2 separate regions of the Homo sapiens genome follow, and region 2 is linked to region 1. The links are chromatin contacts, found by Hi-C in ENCODE. All regions are on one chromosome and are shown on one strand. Each heading gives the region's core, a stretch centred on a gene start or an enhancer-like site at or near the end of the contact. The rest is flanking DNA. Distances are from core to core; before and after follow the strand shown. Region 1 holds the start of INPP4B (inositol polyphosphate-4-phosphatase type II B). Region 2 overlaps IL15 (interleukin 15).

Evidence for each region. Hi-C counts contacts between places; a loop is a spot of excess contacts on that map. Pooled maps may share reads with other maps.
Region 2: a loop to region 1 is called in a map with no recorded cell type, with 5 times the contacts of the local background. The contact joins the enhancer-like site here to the promoter of INPP4B in region 1. A Hi-C loop is called at or near these places in 1 of 168 maps with a recorded cell type or tissue (ascending aorta), 1 of 37 single-sample maps with no recorded cell type and 2 of 50 pooled maps.

The regions. Positions count from the first base shown.
Region 1 is chr4:142,842,215-142,849,704 of GRCh38, reverse strand. INPP4B (inositol polyphosphate-4-phosphatase type II B) reads left to right here and starts at 3,404. Exons shown (of 26, transcript NM_001101669.3): 1 at 3,404-3,496. All of the region lies in intron 3 of USP38-DT (USP38 divergent transcript), which reads left to right. RefSeq lists an enhancer at 2,061-2,647.
Region 2 is chr4:141,649,874-141,657,363 of GRCh38, reverse strand. It overlaps IL15 (interleukin 15), which reads right to left. Exons shown (of 8, transcript NM_000585.5): 2 at 1,057-1,178. Among named protein-coding and RNA genes, the nearest start is that of IL15, 17 kb to the right of the region's middle. Within about 2 kb of position 3,128, at least 3 of the 41 ENCODE cell types and tissues checked have a DNase peak (open chromatin) inside an H3K27ac peak, as active enhancers do; they include ascending aorta, where a contact is called at or near this core.

The DNA of each region.
Region 1 (7,490 bases), core at 2,155-4,654:
AGTAGGTATGAAAATGTCACTTGATTACCATCCCTGGCCAAGGTTGTTGGCTGGGGTTTGGTAGCTGGAAGAATCACAGTACTTGGAGAATTTGGAACTGGTTCACAAGTTATAAAGTTTAAGAGTCGTTAGCCACCATGCAATTTAGTGCACACCAGAGAAGCAGAGAGTGAGACAATGTATGTGGGGAGAGAGAGAAAGAGGGAGAGAGATACAGAATGGGACAGTTAATGTAGTGGGGGAAAAGAGACAGAGAAAGTTCTAATGGCCTGTCTGTTTCCAGTCATTCCTAGTGCCCAGTTGCATTCTTGTTTTGGGGTTCCATGGGGCAGCCAAGTATCTTTACAATAATTTATCCTTTTTACTTTAGTTCTTATTTCTAACAACATCCCCCTTAATTTAAATACACACAGACATACACACACAATATACACACAAGAGATGATGCTAATGTATACATAACAAAGTTTCTGTAATTTTTAAGTTTTTAAAAATTGAGATGAAAACAAGGACTTACTTTACAAGTTATTGTTAACATAACTGAGTAAGCATTAAAAAACCTATATGATGCTTGGTGCTATATTCTAGAAGAGATTTTGAATAGTGAAGGATCATAAAAGTAGATATGATGTCATATTAATCTCACCTGAGATAAAAATCTAGAGGAACAATGAATCTATGGAGAGAGTGTAGGCTGCTTCACTGCAAAGGCGAGTGTGACACCAACCCTGTAGATCCTGGCTTGATTTTATTGCTTTAGACAGCAAGGTAACTACAGGGAATCACCTTTGACTTCTGGCCCTACAAAGATATTTCAAAAGGAAATGAAAAATATTTTGTCCTTCATTGGCAAATGGAGTTATGTTTTGGGGGTACAAGTCAGCAAAAGTTCAAGGTTTGTAAAAGTGAATGCTGAATGAGTTTATTAAACCACGGAAGCATCTGAATCCTCCAGGCTTATTCAAGGAAAAAGCCACCAAATAACTAAAAAAGGTAAATATCAGGATGATTGATGGATTTTTAAAAATGCCTTGTGGTACATGCATCTGATGGCATCCTGATTCATATTCTCTCTTTTCTGAGAATTCAAACTTCCTACGTGATGTACACAAGTAAGTCACATATTCTTCAGCCGCCCTGTAAAAGGACTTTGTCAGCATGGTCCATGTCTGGACTTTAATTATAATAGGGTCCTCTAAGCATCTCACTTTAAACGTCCATTTCCATAGAATCAGTAACTGCATTTATTTTACAACTCAGTCTTTTAGGAGGTATGGTTTGGTATTTCTGGCATTGCTGCTGTAGTCTTCATAAACACACACACGCACAGACACACACACACACACACTCTTCCACTTAGAGGACAGATATGTTAACCATATTTCCAATTTAGTAGCAAAGCTCTGACATCCTAATGTCCTGATATTATTTCAATCTCTCTCTATTGTGAGAAAAATCAGAAACTGCCCAGTGAGAAAGTTGTATCATCTTTCCAGCAGATCTCTATGAACACGGCTTACCCATTGCTTGGAGATGGGTGTGTTCAGTGCTGCCCCATGGAGGAGAAATCTAACTGTGTGAAGGCTTCTCAAAGCTGATCCACATCTTGACAGGGATTATTTGTTCCTCACTCTCCTATCTCTCTGCATTCAGCTCACTTGGGGTAGAGGCTGAGCATAGGAGAAAAAGCTTGAAGAGAAGCAAAAGGAAGGGCTTCGGGGGCGCCAAGCAGTTTCTGGCCTATAGTGTTTATTATTTGATTCTATAAACATTTATTGAAACTACAGAATATTAGGTATTGTCCCAAGCTCTGGGAGCAGAGTGATGAAAAAAATAAATGAAACGAACAAACAACTCCCCCCACCAAACAAAACAAAACAAAACAAAACAAAACAAACCCAAAGTCCCTGTCCTCATTGGCAAGGCTTATAATGTGGTGGTCAAAGGTTTGAGGAGTGAAAGGATGCCTAGATGCGGGCAGTGACAGCAGGGGTGACAGCTGGGGGTACATACAGCTTCCTGGTTTGTGAAACTGTTAAGCCCCGACTTAACCCAAATTGATTTCACTGTCCTGACTTTGAGATTCCAGTCTTTTTGCATGGCAAATGTAACACTTGTGTACAAGCATTCGTACACTGCTTTACTTAAAATGTGATTTTAAAGCGCCCTCAGGGAGAAGGGCTGGGGTGTCTTGATGGGCTGGCTCTGGGCACCTTTACCTTTGAACGGCTCCATCAAAACCTTTCCGAGAGAGCCGCCAGGTGGCACCTGTAAAGCGCAGATGGGGAGAGTCATTTGCCCCACACCCTACACAGCCCGGAATAACCAGGGTGCGTGCTTTCCCCTGTGGGCTTGTTAGGGGCTAGGAAGTGGGGGAGTTTTAGTCTCCGTCCAGACTGCTTGCTTACATACCCCGTTTTCCTGATACCCCAACACATTCAGGGCGGATTTGTCCCCACGCACCCGGGATATCAAAGGCATGTCATACGCTAGTTGGGAGCATCTCGGCCTCAGTCACCCGCCGCGACGTGGGAACTGGCGGTGGGTGGCCGAGGGCTGCTCTAAGCTGGTCTCCTCAGCCCGACCTCTGCCCGGGGCAAGGGGGAGGAGGGGCAAGAGACAGGGGTCCCAGCGCGGCTGCAGACTGGGGTCCAGCAGGCGTGAATGGATGCCTAGACGCAGGCAGTGACAGCAGGGATCCCAAGCCCCTTCCAAAAACCCTCGGTCTAGGGACTGCGCTGCCATAGGCCGGGGTCTGGGGCGCTTTCTTCCTCCCGCGGGTTCTTTCTCTGTGGTTTCTCCTGCCCCCGCAGCAGCGTGGCGGCCTCGGGTCCCCCCTCGTCGCGGTAGCGGTGATCCCACAGCCCAGTCTGGGTGGGCGACCCAGCGGGCAGAGGGGCCGCAGAAAGGGGTCGGGGTACGGGGTGTGAGCACACGGAGCCAGCGTGGTAATTTCGGGGTGGGCAGCCGGGCCACCATCTCCGCTCTATCAGTAGCGGGAAGCGAGCAGCGCCAGTTGCGCGACTGTCGCTGCCACGGCCGCCTCTACTCGGTCGCTGGTGACATTGGGAGGAGACCGCTTGGAGAGAGCAGAGGAGGAGGAAGAGGAGCGGGGAGGGTGGGGGTTGGGGTGGAAGAAAGTAGCAATTGTGCCAGGGGGCGTGTGAGCAGCCGGAGAGCCAGCCGCGCTGGTGACAACTTCTCTGGGGCGCGCGCGGGGCTGGTAGGCGAGGAGCGAGCAGGGAGCGCGGCCGAAGCCAGAGGCTGGGGGAGCTGCTGGAGCCTCGCGAAGCCGCGGCCGGCGCCCTGCGCCGTCGCCGCCGCCTGCTAGTTTCCTCCGGGTTCTCAGCCCCGGGTACTGAGGCTTCGGTCTATAAATAGCAGGTTACAGCTCCTCCTGGGCGCGCACACGCTCACACGCTCGCAAGCGAACGCAGGAAAGTCAGGCTAAAAGTGTCTGCTGCTGCTGCCGCCCCCCACTCCGCCTCCGGGAGAGGTAATTACCCGCCTGGGATCCTAGGGCTCGGTGGGGGAATTTTGCAGGGTGGGGTGGTTGATGGTGGGTAATCCGGGAGGCGAGGGAGCGTGTCTGAGAGCGTGGCGGCACGTCTTGGAGGGGGGAGCCTGTCTGTTTTGCATCAAGTTTCTCCGTCTTGCAGCCTCCATCACCCCTCCAGCTCTTTAGCTTAAAGGGTGGGGTGGGCTGTCTCTCCTCGGCTGCTGGGGTACCCCTGTCACCGCGCCTACCCTCTCGCCGAGCGCCCCTCTGCCCGGCGCGCGCGCGTTTTCGCATTCTCACTCACACACGCACACTCTCCGGGCCCCCGTGGAACTCTGAGCTCTGGCCTCGCTGACCTTCCAAGGCTGCGCCCACCTGCGCTGTCCCTGAGAGACGCTGAGGTTGGCCCGGGCACTCGCTCTCACTTCCAATCCTGATGATCGCAAGCTGCCGCCGCCGCCGCCGCCGCCGCCGCCGGCCTGGGAAGAAGTCCTTAAGGAATAGAGGCAGTGGTGGGGAGTGAGGGTGACTGATGTTGGTGGTCCCGGTTGCCTTGTTTTTTGTTTTAAAAATAAAGAGCCCATCTCCTTGACCACCTTCATCCCACCCTCAACAACTCATTCTGGCAGAGAAGCCTGGCATGTCTTCTCTCGGCCATCAGGCAGCATCTCTTGTCCTTCCCCAAAGAGGTCTCGCTGAGAGGTTAGGGCCTTGGCGCAAGAGTGCCTGGGTTTGGACGGGGGAGGTCATTGTTTCGGGTCTGAGAACTATGCTGCAGGCTCCTCAAGCTCTCTGGCGCTCAGGCAGGGCCCAGGGCCGGGGAATGTCTGGGAGCCTGGTTCCTGAATGTAGTTTCAGGCTGGTAGCTGATATGAAGATGAGGATGCTAGAACCACATATACCTGTTTTTCCCCCTCCCCACGCTTCTGAATTCTCCCTTCCTTGGGGGCAGTAGTTTCTGCTCCTGGGGAGTCGGTGGAGAGGGGCCCAGCAGTTTCTCTTTGGGGACAAGAGGGTGAGGAAGCACATATTGATTAGGTTGTTGCTGCTGCTGCACAAAACTTACTGGAAAAACCCGGTAGGGTTTTCTATTACTCTTGTTTTAAGGATGTAAATTTACTCCTTTTCCTCTTTTATCTTCTCCCTAACCAGAACTAGTTTTCCTTTCTCTTTCTGGAATGTTATTTGAGGTCATTATATTTTATGACTCCAGATGTTACATTTTGCATATCTCCTTCCTGTCAGTATGACAGACAGAACTTGTTTATAAAGGTGTGGCTCTGTAAGTAAAAGCCTAAAGACAGAGGATAAATTCATCTTCTCTCTCTCAAGATGAGCTCCAGATAGTTCTTTTATAGGTGTACAACTACATTTCAAAGACCTTGCTTGAAAAAGGACTTTTCTTAATGAGTTCTGGACCAGAAATGGTAGTAATCTGACTCAATGATAAAGCAGCGCATAAGGTGCAAGGAATCATCAACAGGGCAGCTGGCTGATGATGTGTAAGAAGTTGAGTAAAGCAAGGACTGGGCAAGTGGGCATTGTCAGTTCACATACTATGCACAGAAATGCATCCTCTCCTTTACGCATTGATGCACATACATGCATTATGTGTTCCTTTGTGATATAATCCTGTAAAGCATTGATAGGAAATGATCAATAGTTTTGTGAAAGGTACATGGGCATTGAAGGTTGAACCTCGTGAATTTGTAGTAATGTAAAATGCTATTGCAAAATGGATTGCTTTTTCAGTGTATTTCCTTAAAATGTGATGTAGAAGATTGTCCTTGAAAGGTTATGAAATGTGTGTGTGAAGATAGGCTAAATGCTCAGTGACATTAAGAAACATGTTTGCAGATTGAAATACTGCTCTTATTCTAGGAGAGTATTCTCTTTGATTAAGCAAATCAATATTTATTTGTGATAAAATAATGATCACTATGATGTGCATATTTATAACTCAAATTTGCTTTTGACTCTTTATAAAGTGTAAGAACAACCAGATAGACCATTTAGTCTTGTCCCTCTATTTAAAGTAGCATGCAGTCAAAGGTATAGGCAGAAAATACTTTTAAAATGTTGTGTTTGAGCTTCAGTTTGGGGCTGCAAATTGAATGACTTCATGTCTCATAAGATTTTTGTCAAAATACTAAATCGCTCTACTATCATAGACCATCAGTTAAACTTGATTATAAAATAATGCTATTATATTTTAGTTGTGTGAAATGGAAAATCATTAAGCTTAGGGAAAAGCCAGATATTTGTTCTAAATTGTGCAAATTGAAAGTAATTAATTCCTTTCTGAAACCTTGGAGCATCTTCTAGTATAAGTACTATAAATCCCCAGATGGGTAACAAAGTTAACTTTCACTACCTTGAGGGAGAACCCAAGATGACAATTCTCTGAAAGACAGAAAAAAAACCTGCTAACTGATCTTAAAACTCATAGCAACCAAATGAGTGGCAGTTTCTAGGTAAGTATTTGACATCTGAGAACAAAAAGTTAAGAAATTATGGAATCATAATTAGTGAGTAAAATGCTTACTGAATATCTATTACATTTTCTTATTTCATACTGAGTGATGCCCAGTAGTACTAATATTAGATATACAAATATCATACCTAATCTGTACAAAATAAATTTTTGTCTTTCACAACTATGGGGATTTTAATAGATAGAAATGCCCTGTTTTAAATAATCTCAAGTTAAATGTTCAGGTGAAAGCTGTGTGAGTCTCTTCTGTATTATGTACCTTAGTTTTTCAACATGTCCTGTATATCTTTCTAAAGCCTTAAGGAATCTTTTCCATAGGCCACTTTGTTAATACTTTTAAAAAATGTTGAGCTAGAAACCTTTGATTAGAGAGCTCTTTAGAGCATACTCTAATCATATATACTATAATATTTAGGCTTCAGAAATGAGATTATTAAATAATTTTAGTTTAAACATTTATTTTTAGATGAATCCAAGTGATGATGCTATGATTGAATTTTGTTGTGCAAGATACATGTAGTCTTTGTGTTCTAAAACTTTAGAGCAGTATATACCTAGAAAAGATCAGTATATACCTAGAAAAGACATTAAGATATGTGCAAAAATTTTAATTACTCTTTCAGTCTCAGGCACAATGGTCACTTGAATCAAACTGTGTTAGTTTATTTTTTTAAATATATTTTCACTACCTTGTAGATTAAAAGAAACATTTAAAATGTTTAGGAAATTTTATGGACTACATTATATATAATTTATATATGTATATTTATATATATCCAGTATATTATATATAGTATATATATTATTATATATAAATATATAATAATCATATATATTTATATATATCATTATTTATATATATTTTGATATATATGATATATAAATTTATATATATCATACATATTTATATATAATTATATATTTATATATCAGTATATTATGTTAGGATTATTATAGATATATTATATATTATATTAATATTATAATATATTAATATATTATATTTATATATTATATATTATATTAATATATTAATATTATATTATGTTATATATTAACATAATATATTATGTTAGGATTATTATATATAAATATATTATATATTATACATATAATAATACAATAACTATCTTATATATCATATATTATATATTATATATAATAGATATTGTATATATTATAATATAATATATGTAATAGTTTTTTAAATAAGGCACAGTTGTACTCACTATCTTATTTCTTATTTCTTGGAAGTATCTTGCTATCAATGGTATACCATAAGGCCAATGGAATATCTAGGAGCCAGAACTTTAGATTTTTTTCAATGGACTGTGTAATTTCACCAAACATTAGCTATTATAATAGATGTCATTCCAGCATGATGTGAATTGGGTTTCAATACAGTATATGTCCTTAAATAATATATTTCAAACTGAGTTTCTTGAGTTGCAGTATTTTGAGTAAATTCTATCTTCTGTATTAGGCAGCCATGCCAAC
Region 2 (7,490 bases), core at 1,879-4,378, 1.2 Mb after region 1:
TGTTTATACAGTTTACAGTAGTGTGAAGTAATGTCCTAGGCTTTCACATTCCCCCACCACTCACTCATTGAATCAACCAGAGCAGCTTCCAGTATTGTAAAATTTATCCATCTTAAGGGGCCTATGCAGGATATAATTTTTTATCTTTTATATTATATTTTTACTGTATCTTTTCTGTGTTTAGATACACAAATACTTATCATTGTGTTACAATTGCCTACAGTATTCAGTACAGTAACATGCTGTACAGGTTTGTAGCTTAGAACCAACTGGCTATACCATATAGACTAGGCATGTATAGGCTATACCATCTCAGTTTGTGTCAGTGCAGCCTAGGATGTTCCCACAACAGAATTGTGTAACAATGCATTTCTTAGAACATATCTCCATCATCAAGTTATACCTTACTATATTTTGTTTAGTTATCGAGACTGAACTTGACCTTACATTTTTCTAAAATACTCCTTAAAAGACTCAGTCATTTAAAAAATCTAATCTACATTATCTTCTAATATCCTTACATAAACTCATTCAAAAATTAGATAGTTTGATTACACTTATTATTTAATTTTAAGCACGCAAGTTCTTTCAAAATTAACCCAGTAATATACAGAAAGTGATATGCACAATTCTGTCATTTTATATGCCTAGAATTGACAAACTATCAAACTATGACCCAGAGGCCAACCCTCATCAGCCGCCTGTTTTTGTAAATACTTCTGGTGGGACATAGCCATACACCTACACGATTATTGCTTCTTTCAGGTAATAGGGCAGAGTTGACTCATTGTGACAGTGAGCATTTGACTCTCAAAGCCTATAATATTTACTAAGTGGCTCTTTTCAGAAAAAAAATTATGTGCAATATTCTGTGCCTTCAAATATATGCTTTAAGCATGCAATAACAAAGGGTATATTTTTTAAACCAAGATGCTCATTTTAAAAGCTGTGAGTATATATAACTTCACCTGTTTTGCCACATTTTCCTTATTATTAGTTATGCTATTATATAAAAGTATCTGTATTGCATGATAAAACTTTTAAAACTTTACTTACACGATCTTGTATGGGCTGGCTATCTGCTAACATTGATTTCTGTGCTCCATGTGACGTCAGCAGCATGGAACATGATGGAACATTGCTCCAAAGAGCCACATGGCCATATATTGGAATGGATTCTGTAAGAGTCAAAGGTACGGATAAGAGGATTAATAATTATGTATTGAGTAATCCTCCCTTCCTCAGATTTATGGTTACCTACATACCTGATCATGCTATAAAAAAACAGGAAGACTCATATGGAGAAAACTGCATAAGTCAAGACTGAACTTCTTGGGGAAATCTTTTCTACAATCCTCAGAGTTCCCCATAATTTAACTCATGTCCTTGCTGACTAAAGCTACATCATTTTGGAGAAAAAAATCATATATCATTTTTTAAAACCTATAATGCTTCATATAGCTCTCTAGTAAATTGTCTTTCTCTTTATCACAAAATATCACAAAGCACACATGATGTCAAGTGTATTTGTGTGTTTGATATTAAGTTATTGACCAAGTCTGAAGAAGGTGTTGAAAATAAGTTGTAAACGTTTATTCTAAAAGTGAAGTGGCAAAGTCTCCACTCAAATACGAAGTAGTAAAACACAACATCATAATATAGTATAATATTTTAAGGTATATGTGATTCGGGGGTATAAATATGGCAACAGATTATTTAATTAGAAAACCTAAAAACAGTGTAACTTCTATGTTTTTTTATAAGGGTAATCCAACTTATTATGCCATTTAAAAAAGTAAAGTAGTATAACTTTTATTTTATAAAATAAATTAAGAAACATCTTAATCAAATTTCAGTATGATCCAAGAATCCGCATGAAGCTTTGTGTTGAAGAAAAAGATTAAGGTTTTTTAGAAAAACTTACATTCAGTTTAAAAGTTGATCTTACACCCATACAGCCACCAATCTTAGAATTGTTTTTTTTTTTCTTTTTGCTTTTTTCTCTGCATCATGTTTGTATAATACCGCCTTAAATTTGATTTCACTTCCCATTTCCTTATCTTAAAGAACATTTTCTTTTTCTTGGATATGTTTTCCATCCTCTTTATGAACCTTCATTAACTCTACCAGGCACACTTAAGAGAGGCCCATTCCCTGAGCCCTTTCCCCACTCCTACCAGGAAACAAGCTTCCATCAATAACAACCACAATTGATGAATCCTGCAGGAGCATGAGAATGAAATTCACAAGTACCATAAATGACATAGGATGGGCATTTAGACCCATCTGATTCCCAAATGGAAGGTCCCTGAGAAATTGCTATAGCTGTTTGTCTATACCTGTTTGCTTCCTGAGCTTCTAAAAGGAGAATAAATAAGAGCTCCTAAGAATGTGCTTTAAAGCCAGTTATGCTCCTCTCTCTTTTACACCCTATGCCAGTATATTTCTTCAATTTTATCAATATGGGCCAATGTTCCTAGGAAGATAGCAAGCTAGCTTCTCCAGCAAACACCCAACAAGAGGTAACCAAAATATTTTAAAAATATATTTTTATATTTTAATAAAAAGCTCTAATTCAGCTCTTATGCACCTTCGCCCCAAGAGTCTGCCCCAAGTTAAGTAACACATACTTGAAAGCATTATAACAATGCACTTTTTTTCCATAACTGCACAGCAGAAATATTAAAAAGTTAGAGCTTATCTATCCACATCATAGGCCTCTATATGGCCAAGTATGTCTTGGGGAAAACTTATGTCTGACCTTGGAATTCAATTAGCACATACTGAAATGGAAATAGATGCAAAGAATGTTATAAACTCTAAAGAACTTTCAGCTCAGCATCCATATTTCATACAGCAAGAAACTGAGTCCCTGGAGACCAAGTGACTTGCTCTGACCAGCAAGACACTCTAGGAACTGATAAGCATTTCCTTTAAAAATTTGAAGATTCTATACAGAGTTGTAGTGAACAATGAAATTCATTGTTCCAGCTGACAGCTCATAGCTGAGCCCCTCCTGATAAATGCTTTCAATGGAAGAAAGCTCTCCCTTCCAGGAATCTGGCCTGCTTCCCTTCCAGGAATCTGGCCTGCTTCCCTTCCAGAGCTGTAACATCCCCAAAGGGCCATCCTGCCTCTAGAGGGCTCCCTGTTGGATCCAGTGAGGCCACTGTTCCAACTGCATCACAGTCCAACTTCTCCCTCTGCCCACCCTGTTTTGATCTGCCCTTACTTCCATCAGGTGTTGTTCCTTAGAACATGCCCCAGTAAGCCTCTCGCATGTATATTTCCATCTCAGTCTGCTTCCCAAGAACCTGACCTAAAACAATAGTGTATTCCATTCCTTGAGAAAATGTGAGGTCAGGAAACACTTGGATTACATCGAAGCAGATTATTGCAAGATTTCTTTTAATTTGACAGTATGCACTATAAACATCAACAAATACCCAGAGTTAATCAAAGTTATTTAACTATAGAACCCTTTTGGATATTGAACATCTCATGAGACTTGTGTTCTATGGAATATGGGCTGGGAAACAGGAATGCAGTCACTCTAGCTCACTTTAGAATATCAGTGTTGAAATTACTCATGTGAATATTTCCTGTAATAGCAAAAGAATGGAAAAAACCTAAATGTCCATCAGTAGGGTACTGCTTAAGTAAATTATAATACATGCATGCAATGTAATATTATACATCCATAGAAAAGAATGGGAAGTTTTTTTTAATATTAGCATGAACATATATCCAAGGTGTATTTTTAAAGTAAAAAGAAAAAGGTAACTCGACAGTGTGTATTTGTTTTCAGAAAGGGGGATGGTTAAATATATACGTGCATTTTTGTGTGTCTGCACAAAACATTTGCAAGGACATACACTAGAAAATGATAGCACTGGTTGCATCTATAGAAGGGAATTGGAAAGCGCTTTGAAACTTTTGAAGTTTAAACCATGGTAATGTATTATCCACTCATAAAATTAAAATCAAAATACCACAAAATATTATGTAGCACAGATTTAAATATTTTGTCTAATCATATATGAAGAAAATTTGGGAAAAAACTATGACATTCTCCATAAAGCTGCTTAGAAGATGAACTCCTGGAAGACAAAATTCATTTAGAATGCCCAAAGCATGGCACAGTTTCTGAACCAAAGGAGGCTGTAAATAATTTTTTTAATTGAATTATCCTTCATCATAAAAATCAGCCAATTGTTACTAAACAATTTTCCAGTGGTGCCTCTTTAGATAATTGTTTAACTATTAAAATGTATCCTGTAATTTATAAGAGCCATTTTTTGACACCAGTCTCTATGTGATCACTCAGTGCTGCCACAGAAGACATACCTTGTCTGTTTGAGCACAAAATACCAGATGAGAATTTGTAATGATGCACATTTCTTATTACCTGCTGATAATAACGTATTCGGTGAAAATGACACCTAATGATATAGTACATCTCCCACTCACAAATAACTGGATTCAAATATTGCTACTGCTTCTCACCAATCCCTTATAGAAGCAAAGAGATGCGATTACCATAATCCTCAGGAATAACACTTAAAATTAAATTTAAAAATCTAGGAACAGCTAATCTTTTACTAAGCACAAATGCACATTAGACCACAAATCCTCCAGTACTCTTTCTCCAGACAGTTTCTCTAGGCTTGGCTGCCATTCTTCTAATTGTTTATTATTCTTGCTGATTAGACCTCTGGCATCTCTTGTTCCAAATACTTAGCTTCACATGAAATGTATCACGTGATTTAGCCTGAGCATTGGATCTCTGTAGCAGTCCCAAACGTCTTGTTTCTAAAACATTGCTTTCTGGCCTACTTTCTGACAAGTAAACTAACCTTCTCAAGTCTATATAAAAAAGCAATAGTGCTTATAAAACTGCTAAGGGGGAGGTCGTCTCTATTAATAAAGTTTATTTGGCAACTAGCAGTGTTTGGACTCCTGAGCTCTAATGTGGTCAATGTGGTTGCTTTTTTCTCCCTAGATTGGACAGCAGAACTTATCTTTTATAGCACTGCTGGTTCTTCCTTCTCCACTTGGGCTGTACAAATTATCTGAGACAGAGCTAACAGAGATCCTGTCCTCACAATAGGAGAATAGTCCGTTTTAGTACTTTATCTCCTCTTTCACTGGCCTCATTAACTATTCTTATCTAAATGGTTGTTATCAAAACTATTATTATAAATAGATTGCCATTCTTGTCTTCTTTATAATTTTTGCTTTTCATTTTTTCTGCTTTATATTACTTCTCCTATGCCTTTCAGCTTTTGTCTAAGGAAAATGGTTTTTGTAGACATCAAACACTTGGCATGCCTCATCCCTTCTGTGGGATTACAGATTTGTCACAATCTTTAAGATTTTGACCCTTTCTGCTGGGTGTACTTGCTACAGGTTTCCCAAGATGGCTGCATTTTTTGTAGTCTAAGATGTCGGATTTCTTTGGAGGGTTTTATTGGCAGTGGCAGAGTGAAAGATGAAGGGGTACAGAAGGTAGAAGTGAGTAACTTTTTTCTTGCTCCAGAGCAATCCCTGAGTAACTAAGCCTGCATTATTAACTTACATGACCAAATTATTCATAAAATTAATTTTTGATAAATACGGAGTGAGAACAAAGAAAATTGAAAAATCTTACCGAATATATATGTATATCATCCGGGTTGGAATACAATATAGAAAATTATCTCTATTCAGTTATAAAACATACTTCTAGGAAACTAACATTAAATGTGGTCCATGTGGTGGGACCACAACATTCATTTAAAAAAATAAAATGTAAGGCATACAAAGGCAGTTTTGTTACATGGCTATACTGCATAGAGGTAAAGTCTGGGCTATTAGTGTAACCATCACCAGAATAATGTACATTGTACAATTAAGTAATCTCTCATCCCTCAACCTCTTTCCATCCTCCAAACCTTTTGGATTCTCCAATGACTATTATTCCACATTCTATGTCCATGTGTACACATCACTTAGCCCCCACTTCTAAGTGACAATATACCACATTTGACTTTCTGTTTTGATTTGTTTCACTTGAGATAATGGCCTCCAATTCCGTCATGTTGCTGCAAAAGACGTGATTTTAATATTTTTATGGCTGAATAGTATTTCATTGTGTATGTGTATATATATGTGTTTATATATATGTATATATATAGATGGTGTGTGTGTATATATATATATGGTGTGTATATATACACACACGCACACTGTGGAATCTCTTTGGATGTGTTGTGTAAATAATGGTGGAAGTGTTCATCTATTCTTTTATTATACTCCATACAGACTACCATCATTCCCATCTATTCATCATTAACATATTACAATTTCCAAAACTATAGTTCATGTAAAATTGAGATTGAGAACTTCTTGATGAAATGTGGAGCTTTCCTAATCTTACCAGAACCATGGAATGGACTGGGGTCTAGAGACTTGGACCCTAGGCTTGATTCTGCCTTTAAACAGCTATGTGACACTAGCAAGGTACTTTATGTCTTTAAGTGTCAGTTACCTTGTCTTTAAAATACGGAGATTAGACTGGAGGTGTCTAAAGTCCCTTCCAGTGCCTAAGTAACATCTATAAAGATGACAGGTTGAAAATCTCAGCATATGATAGAATCCATCCATGTTATGTTGGTTTCCTGAACCACCAGATTCAACACCAAAGGGATTTTCTCTGGTCTAATTATCTTAATTTTCAAGAAGAGAATAATAAGTGCAGAGAAATTAAATGTATTGTTCAATTTTACATAAAGAGGTTAAATTGAAATTTAGCAATGTGTTTTGGATCCCTCCTTTAATTCTTCACCAGAAGTTCATTCAGTTACCATAGCACAAAGCATATGCTATGCATTGTGCTGCTTCTCCATATTAACTTCAATTTCAAAAGGGCTCTGCTTCATCCATAAAATCCATGATAACAGTATGTTTGGGGCTTGCACCTCCATATGTATTGACTATATCTAAAGCGCAGTTACTAGTAGACATTGAGGGATTTTTTCATCTCACAGCTTAGATCTAACTATCCTACACCATCATTGGTACCACCCAAATTCTACTATATTGTAATTTGCTCCATTCCATTATGTCCAAATAGCTACATTCTGGGTCAGAACAATAAATTAAGCATCCTAGTTACAATTTTCTGTGACAACTCCATTTCATCCTGGCTCACTGTAGTTCAATTATCACCTCTACCTTGGAGGAGTAGGAAGATGGGAGTTTCACCATCTCCTTGCACCAATGGCTAATCCACCACTTTTGCTTTTATACTGCTTGGCACATAGGTAAACACTCAATACAAATGAATGGTGATTATTATTTTTGTCTTCATCACTTTACTGAATAGTTGTGCCAACACTGGCATCCTCATCGTCTCCCAAAATGTAAAACAAAAAATGTTTTTCTGAGCCCTGTATTAAATTTGTTGTTTACTATAGATTTTTCATAGATATACTTTAGTCAGTTTTGGA